2 separate regions of the Homo sapiens genome follow, and region 2 is linked to region 1. A link is an interaction called in ENCODE POLR2A ChIA-PET data of the cell type or tissue named here. Cell type or tissue: OCI-LY7. All regions are shown on one strand. Each heading gives the region's core, and the rest is flanking DNA. Links, peaks and the distances in the headings are about the cores only. Region 1 overlaps TMEM38B (transmembrane protein 38B). Region 2 overlaps ABCA1 (ATP binding cassette subfamily A member 1).

The links. ChIA-PET counts read pairs that join two places held together with the same protein. Peaks named below come from ENCODE experiments on the same cell type or tissue, not always from the same donor. Only the 100,000 strongest peaks of a DNase experiment are listed, where the experiment ranks them.
Region 2: POLR2A ChIA-PET joins it to region 1 with 5 read pairs; 2 of 35 experiments call an interaction of 5 or more read pairs at or near these places.

What each region holds. Positions count from the first base shown.
Region 1 is chr9:105,701,459-105,705,860 of GRCh38, forward strand. TMEM38B (transmembrane protein 38B) reads left to right here. Exons shown (of 6, transcript NM_018112.3): 2 at 4,139-4,295. Among named protein-coding and RNA genes, the nearest start is that of TMEM38B, 9.1 kb to the left of the region's middle. In OCI-LY7, for the core only: no CTCF peak of the experiment used is centred there; no DNase peak of the experiment used is centred there.
Region 2 is chr9:104,907,359-104,911,760 of GRCh38, forward strand. The region is part of intron 1 of ABCA1 (ATP binding cassette subfamily A member 1); the gene reads right to left. Among named protein-coding and RNA genes, the nearest start is that of ABCA1, 19 kb to the right of the region's middle. In OCI-LY7, for the core only: no CTCF peak of the experiment used is centred there; DNase peaks (open chromatin) are centred at 2,333 and 4,083; H3K4me3 peaks cover 369 bases; H3K27ac peaks cover 1,566 bases.

The DNA of each region.
Region 1 (4,402 bases), core at 4-4,003:
GAGATTTTTTGCAAATTAATAGGAAGAAAAAAGCATTTGCTTCCAAGTTATAAGAATTGTGTTGATTTGACCCCGTAAAAATACTACATCTTGAATACTAGCTGCAATTACAGTCACGACCTTTCTGTGTTTATAATTCATAGCTATTCTCCAAGATCCATCTGTCTTATATTTAGATCAAACAGGTAAGTTAGTGGAATGTGGTAGCTATCACCACCTTTTTGTCTTTGGTTGTGGCACCAATTTCTGTGGTATTGTTTTTGGTTACTTTGTTGGTGAGGAGAGGAATACCTAGGGGCTTCTATGTGATCCATTATACCATATTGCTCCTTATGCCATAAATCAGAGAATCTATATGGGCATTGAGTCAGTTGCCAAGTATGTCTGTTCTAATTACTCATTAAGGAACTGGGGAATAACTGCAAGGTGAGTATGTGGATCTACCTGGCCCACTATGATTCAAACTTGATCTAAGGCTGGGTGCAGTGGCTCACGCCTGTAATCCCAGCACTTTGGGAGGCTGAGGCAGGAGGATCACTTGAGGCCAGAAGTTTGAGACCAGCCTGGCCAACATAGTGAGACCCCATCTCTGAAAAAATTTAAAAAAATTTAAAAACCAAAAAAATCCCCCAAACTTGATCTAAAACTCCTTGAATTGTGTCATAGATAATCTGTAAGCCTCTGTTGCTTACGTGATTATTTTTAAATAATTTTGATGAAAAAGCATACTTGAGGCATATAGGATATGTTGTTCATTTTTCTCTCTTTTTAAAAAGAAGATAAATCTATAAAGGGGAAAGACTAAAGCAAAAGTAAACTAATATGCAATTTAAAAATATGTAATATGTAGAGTTGAAGTTTTAAGAAGGCTAGAACATTCCCATGCTTCTTTCTAGAAGTTATGTCAGCCACTAGCAAGTTGAATGTCAACTGTTTTGAAAATAGCTACAGTGCAAGTAGTTCTTAAAAACAGGGACACACTCTGGAACTAAAATAGACTGAGTACAAGAAAATAAAGAAGTCATGTATGCAGTGCATTAACAAAATATCTTTCTAACTTTTGTTATAACTGTAAGTTCATAAAACTATTAAGCGTAGTCTAATGATTCATTTTGCCAGAATTTGGGATTATTTTGTAGATGTGATTTTAAATGTATTTATGGAAGTACAGTGTGACTTTATTTTTCTTTGTAGCTTTCGTTTCATGATGAAGTTATTTATTTATTTATTTATTTATTTTTGATACAGGGTCTCACTGTGTTGTCTAGGCTGAGTGCATTGGCACTATCATGGCTCACTGCAGCCTGGAACTCCTGGGCTCAGTGATTCTTCCACTTTAGCCTCCTGAGTAGCTGAGACTACAGGTGTGTACTATCAAGCCTGGCTAATTTTTTATATTTTGTGGAGATGGGAGTCTTGCTATGTTGCTCAAGCTGGTCTCGACCTCCTGGACTCAAGCAATCCTCCCAGCTTGGCCTCCCAAACCAAAGTGTTGTGATTGCAGGTGTGAGCCACCATGCCTGGCTGAAAGCATTTTGATATTAAAGTTCATATGTAATTATTTGCATTTTAAACATCTTATATTTGGAATTAGATTTAGGTCTCAATGTGACAAATGTTGCTAAGAATTTTGGGGAAAATAATTCTATTGATAGCGTATTTCAAACATCTTAAGGTAGGACAGAGAAATTTCTTTTTTCTCTTCTAAATGCCAGTACATTAAAATAAAATAATTTGAGTTGGAAGCCAGGTGTGGTGGCTCATGCCTGTAATCCCAGCACTTTGGGAGGCTGAGGCGGGTGAATCACTTGAGGCCAGGAGTTCCAGACCAGCGTGGCCAACATGGTGGAACTCTGTCTCTACTAAAAATACAAAAATTATTTCCAATTTCATCCATGTCTCTACAAAGGACATGAACTCATCATTTTTTATGGCTGCATAGTATTCCATGGTGTATATGTGCCACATTTTCTTAATCCAGTCTGTCATTGTTGGACATTTGGGTTGGTTCCAAGTCTTTGCTGTTGTGAATAATGCCGCAATAAACATACGTGTGCATGTGTCTTTATAGCTGCATGATTTATAGTCCTTTGGGTATATACCCAGTAATGGGATGGCTGGGTCAAATGGTATTTCCAGTTCTAGATCCCTGAGTAATCGCCACACTGACTTCCACAATGGTTGAACTAGTTTACAGTCCCACCAACAGTGTAAAAGTGTTCCTATTTCTCCACATCCTCTCCAGCACCTGTTGTTTCCTGACTTTTTAATGATTGCCATTCTAAGTGGTGTGAGATGGTATCTCATTGTGGTTTTGATTTGCATTTCTCTGATGGCCAGCGATGATGAGCATTTTTTCATGTGTTTTTTGGCTGCATAGATGTCTTCTTTTGAGAAGTGTCTGTTCATGTCCTTCGCCCACTTTTTGATGGGGTTGTTTGTTTTTTTCTTGTAAATTTGTTTGAGTTCATTGTAGATTCTGATGAAACTGGAAATCATCATTCTCAGTAAACTATCGCAAGAACAAAAAACCAAACACCGCATATTCTCACTCATAGGTGGGAATTGAACAATGAGATCACATGGACACAGAAAGGGGAATATCACACTCTGGGGACTGTTGTGGGGTAGGGGGAGGGGGGAGGGATAGCATCAGGCGATATACCTAATGCTAGATGACGAGTTAGTGGGTTCAGTGCGCCAGCATGGCACATGTATACATATGTAACTAACCTGCACAATGTGCACATGTACCCTAAAACTTAAAGTATAAAAAAAAAATACAAAAATTAGCCTGGTGTGGTGGCGCGTGCCTATAATCCCAGCTACTTGGGAGGCTGAGGCATGAGACGTGCTTGAACTCAGGATGCTGAGGTTGCTGTGAGCCGAGATCACTCCACTGCACTCCAGCCTTGGCAACAGAGCGAGACCCTGTCTCAAAATAAATAAATAAGTAATTAAGTAAATAAATAAATATAGTTTGAGTTAGAGACATTGTTCATATCTAGAATGTTTTATTGGCCTTTTTTTTGGGTGTTTTTTTGACTTTGACATTTAAAAAATATAAGCCAGTTGTTGTTGTTGTTTGTTGTTTGTTTTTGTTTTCTCAGAGTAGCCCTCAGTTTGGGTTTGTCTGATTCGATTAGTTCAGGTTGTATATTTTTGTTAGAAATAACCACAGAAGTGGCCGGGCTCGGTGGCTCACGCCTGTAATTCCAGCACTTTGGGAGGCCGAGGTGGGTGGATCACGAGATCAGGAGTTTGAGACCAGCCTGGCCAACATAGTGAAACCCCGTCTCTACTAAAAATACAAAAATTAGCTGGGCGTGGTGGCAGGTGCCTGTAGTCACAGCTACTTGGGAGGCTGAGGCAGGAGAATTGCTTGAACCCAGGAGGTGGAGGTTGTGGTGAGCCAAGATCGCATCACTGCACTCCAGCCTGGGGAACAGAGCAAGACTCTATCTCAAAGTAAAAAAAAAAAAGAGATACCACAGAAGTGATGATGTGTTCTCAGTGTATCATATCAGGAGTCACTTGATGTTATTTACAGTGATGTCTGAAAGGTTTCCCCCACTCTCAAGTTATTATTTTCCTCTACAATTAATAAGTAATTAGTTAAGACTCGTGTTGAGGTAGTATAAATATCTATTCCTAAGAAACCTTTCACCTTTAGGTTTATTTTGTTACTCTGTTTCTCACCTGTCTTGTTGAAAGCTTAGTTTATTTATTTCAACTTCTTTATTTTCCAATATACTTAAGATTGTAAATTTTTCTTAATAAATCACTTTGACATATTGTCTGGGAGTGCTTACTGTAGGGTTTGGGATGGAAGGAGACAATAAGTGAGAATATCGTTTATAATAATCCATTACTAGGAAACTGGCAATGACAGCCTAAACAGAACAGAGTATTTTAAAGGTGCCAAAGTGCCAAAAATCACCCATTAACAAAATGTTTCCAGTCTTGCTTTAAAGAATAAAAGGTATGATTTTTAATGATTTTGACTGGCACACCTATGAATAATAGTTGTTGAAAATTATGAATTTAAGAAGTTTATTTGTTTAGTGCAACTTGTACTTTGGGGCTTGTTTAATAAATGTATAATGATCACAGACCATATTTTACTTTACCATTTCAGGAGCAGCTGCATTGGCATGGAAGAATCCTATTTCAAGCTGGTTTACTGCTATGCTCCACTGTTTTGGTGGAGGAATTTTATCCTGTCTACTGCTTGCAGAGCCTCCATTGAAGTTTCTTGCAAACCACACTAACATATTACTGGCATCTTCAATCTGGTAAGCTGCCAGTATGGTGACCTATGTGACATTTAAACAATTGTGTTGTAAATTGTTAGTAAAATGAATTTTTTTTTCTTTGAACAATATTTTACGTGCTTGAAAAG
Region 2 (4,402 bases), core at 250-4,249, 790 kb before region 1:
TAGGAAGACTTGGCTGGGAAAGAGGATTTCTACCTTCTGAGTCAGAGCAGAGACCATTTCTGTTTCCTTCATCCCTGTTTTCCTTAGTATGCAAAAGGGTCCTGGCTTGTCGTAAGCACTTGGGGATGTCTGCTTAATTAATTAAGAGACGGATAGGAGAAATAGGGTGTCAGAATTCAAGGGTGGCAGCACTCCTGGACCTGTGGTAACTCATTTCTCAAGCCTGATTAAATGATTTGGGCAAATTATCCCCAAAGAGGGAGCTCTGTGTTCAGCAGCTTCTACCATATGCTTGAAAGTCACAAAGGACTGCTGAGCTTCCCAGGTGACTCCTGGGACATCCTGAAAAACGTAATAGAATCTAAGTCTGTTTCCCATAACTGCCAGCTTTAGCTAAGGACTGGGCAGCCTCCCAAGGCCAGCAGGGCCATGCAGTCGACTTCCCGCCCGTCCTCACCCTCAAGCCCGAGGCGTACGCTCTCTGGGTCTCATCAGTCACCCAAGTGGATCACTCCTTGCCAAAATGTGACAATCTCCACACCTCAGCCTTGTTTCATACAGTTTGGGCATGGCAGAAGTGACTGCTGGAAACCTTTGGCCAATTTTTTAAGGAAATTTTAACTGCAAATGCCACTGATATTTTGAAGTTATTAATATCTACAGAATACAACAGACTGCTAAATTAAAACCTTCCCAAATAAGCAGAAACACTCATCATTAGCTGCAGAGAAATGCAAATTAAAACCACAATGAGATATCATTACATACCCACTAAATTAAATATTAAAAGTGCTAGCATGTGTATGGAGACACTGGGACTCAATACACTGTGGAATTGTAAAATGGAAGAGCCACTTTGGAAAATAGTTTGACAGTTTCTGCTAAGGTTATACAGTACTATTATATGACCCAGTCATCCCATCCTAGGTATTTGTGAATATTTATAGAAGCCTTATACAGAATAGCCAAAAACTGGAAACAATTAGTTGTCGAAAAGACCATCAACTGGTGAATAAATAAAACTGGGGCTGGGCACAGTGGCTCATGCCTGTAATCCTAGCACTTTGGGAGCCAGAGGTGGGCGGATCACCTGAGGTCAAGAGTTTGAGATCAGCCTGGCCAACATGGTGAAACCCCATCTCTACTAAAAATATAAAAATTAGTTGGGCGTGGCGGTGGGTGCCTGTAATCCCAGCTACTCAGGAGGCAGGAGAATTGCTTGAACCTGGGAGGCGGAGGTTGCAGTGAGCTGAGATCGCGCTACCGCACTCCAGCCTGGGTGACAGAGTGAGACACCTCCTCATAAATAAATATATAAATAAAACTGGGACACTTACTCAGCCATAAAAAGGAATAAGCTACTGTTACATGCGACAACCTGGATGAATCCCAAAAGCCTAATGCTAAGAAAAATAAGCCAGACACAAAAAACTACATACTGCATGATTCCATTTATATGACATTCTGGAAAAGGTGAAATGAAGGGGACAGAAATCACTGCAGTGGTGACCAGTGGTCATGGGTGGAGGGGACGACAGACTGAAAAGGAGCATGGCAGTGGTAGATACACATGTGTATCCATTTGTCAAAACTCATCATACTTTTGTAAAGGGGAAGTCTTACTGTGGTAAATTACACATCAATAAATCTGAACCAAATAAACTGCCTTCTATTATCATAATTAACATACCTCACAAGTCATAACTTGGAAGACCTAAGAACTGGATAGTGTAAAGCCTGATTATTGTGTGATCGCCTTGGAAGAGGAATAGTAGATAAATATTCATTACCACTTATAAATTCCACAAACAACTGCAGCCTTAACTCTGCAAGGTGCCCATGAGCCACAACAAATATTTATCGAGTGCCTATCACATGCCAGGTGTGTTCCATACCTTAGAGATTCAGTGGTGAACAACAGAAGCAAAGTTCCTTCATTCATGGGGCTCCTATTCTACCAGGGATGGGAAACAGACAAATAATAGTGGGTTGTTCAAACAGTGGGTGGTGGTGGTAGGATTGACGAAGAAAAATAAAGCAGAGTAAGGGGACAGAGAGTAACGGGGTGGAAGTTATTCCTTTCTGATGAAGCATCTTTAGGACAATGAACTGAGAGAGTGGACCATATGCTACCCACAAAGGGGTGGCTTAAATGACAGCTGGGATTATAAAATTACTTTTACTTTTCCCTAAACCAAAACCTGGAATACCAGACAGCAGACAGATTCAGTGATGCTGGCAAAAGAAATACACACACACACACACACACACACACACACACACACACACACACACATTCACAGGAAGCTGGCTGTGAAGGGGGAAATGATGACCCTAGTTAGCACCTGGCACGTGTTCTCCCACCTCTTCCTCACCAAAACATTGTGCCCTTTTGAACTTGACATGCACATTTCCAGGAGAGATGAGAGATGAGAATTATAAAGAAGAAGAAAAGGGGAGAGAGGATGACACTAAAAAGACAAGATAGGAGGATTTTTCCCCATTTGGCATAGCCAAAAGAAAAACAGGAACTCCTTCCCGTGACTGCCCTCTACTCTTCTACAGCACTAAATCTGTCTATGGAAACACAGTGAGGAAAGAAAGTGCATGTATCTGTACAGCTACCAGAAGCTGTTTGCTTGTGCAGTAACAAATGGGCTGGCTGGTCTTTTTCCTTCCCGCAAGAACACTGCCAACACATGAGCTTTAGTGCTGGGCTCCTATCGAAGGGTGACAGTCAGCCCTCATGCCTGAGCCAGGGCAGGTTCCAGAAGAGGGAAGTCTCCAAGCAGGGATCATACAAGTGTCAACATCTCACTGGGACAGAGAAATTGGCCCCTCTGGGTGGAAGAGGAGAGGCTTCCACAAAGTCATGCTCCATTTGACTGTCGTATTAGTAGATAAAATCTCTTGGAATGTTGAAGACTCATTCCCACTACACCCCTGCTGCAATCTTATAGACAGAGAAGCTGAGGCCTCCCCCAAAGCAAGTGACTTGCCTAGCATTAGAGCTGGTTTCTCAAGAAATAACTTTTTCAACAACTCTTATATGCCCCTTCCCACTTAGCTATTTCTCCTATGATTTTGTTTGTTGTTCTGAATGCATTTCTCAGAGTTCTATCCAAATAGTTCACATACCCAAAATGTACAGATAGCAACTAATTCTCCTCTTTCAAAAACAGTGATTATATGACAGCTATTTCATTAAACCTTAAACAAACAAGAGAGTATGTGTGTGTGTGTATGTGCGTGTATTCCACTTTGTTCAACAAACTTCCAAAAAGTTACCAGAAGTGAGATGGAAGTTGAAATTTCCAACAACAGCTATCAATATCTCTCTTTTTTATTACTTTATTTTATTTTTTAGATGTAATCTCACTCTGGTGCCCAGGTTGGAGTGCAGTGGTGTGATCTCAGCTCACTGCAACCTCTGCCTCCCAGGTTCAAGTGATTCTCCTGCCTCAGCCTCCGGAGTAGCTGGGATTACAGGTGCCCACCACCAAGCCCAGCTAACTTTTTTGTATTTTTAATAGAGACAGGGTTTCAACATGTTGGCCAGGCTGGTTTCAAACTCTTGACCTCAAGTGATCTACCTGCCTCAGCCTCCCAAAGTAATGGGATTGCAAGTGTGAGCTACCATGCCCGGCCTCAGTATCTCTCTTGATGAGGTTGCTTCTAGATGTCTTTTTCGTAATTGAGGTATAATAGACAAATAAAAATGTTATATATTTACAGTGTTCTAGATGTCTTATATCAAAAACAGCTTGCCAGTAAACTACAAAGCAGGAGGTGGATTTAACTACATCAGATATGAACTGAAAATACATTGGTGCCAAAGCTCTGATTGCCTATTCATGAGATGTTGACACAAAAGCAAGAATCACAGATATGACTCATGTGCCTCATCTCCAGAGAGATGCACAGGGTCCTATAATATTAGGACATGAAACTTCTAAGCCCAACAGAACATGCTTGCTTTGGAAAAGGTCTGTTCTCTAATTGCCTCTCTGATCATGTGTCTTTGGATCGGTAGCCACGTTCAGGGACAAGCCTAACAAGGTTACTGAAGGCCAAGACACCTGGAAAGAACAGGTTCACTGCACCCATGATTAAAGACAGACAGATCGTGGCTGCTGTGGGGGTGGGAGGGGATATTGAGAGTCATCCTGCAATTTCTCCCAGGCTGACCCATCAGCTTAATTGAGCCTGAAGCTAATCTGACTGCCTCAGTTTAACTTTTCTGGCCTCCAGATGCTACTGGGCCCTCTATCCTTAAGGGTATCCTTGCTAGGACAGCCTTAAATTATACCTCCTCACACTCCTGAAACATTCCATAAACCACAGTTCCAGGGAAACTACCTTGAGTTAGGGGGCCTTGCAGAAGGGTCATGGGCTGGTACTC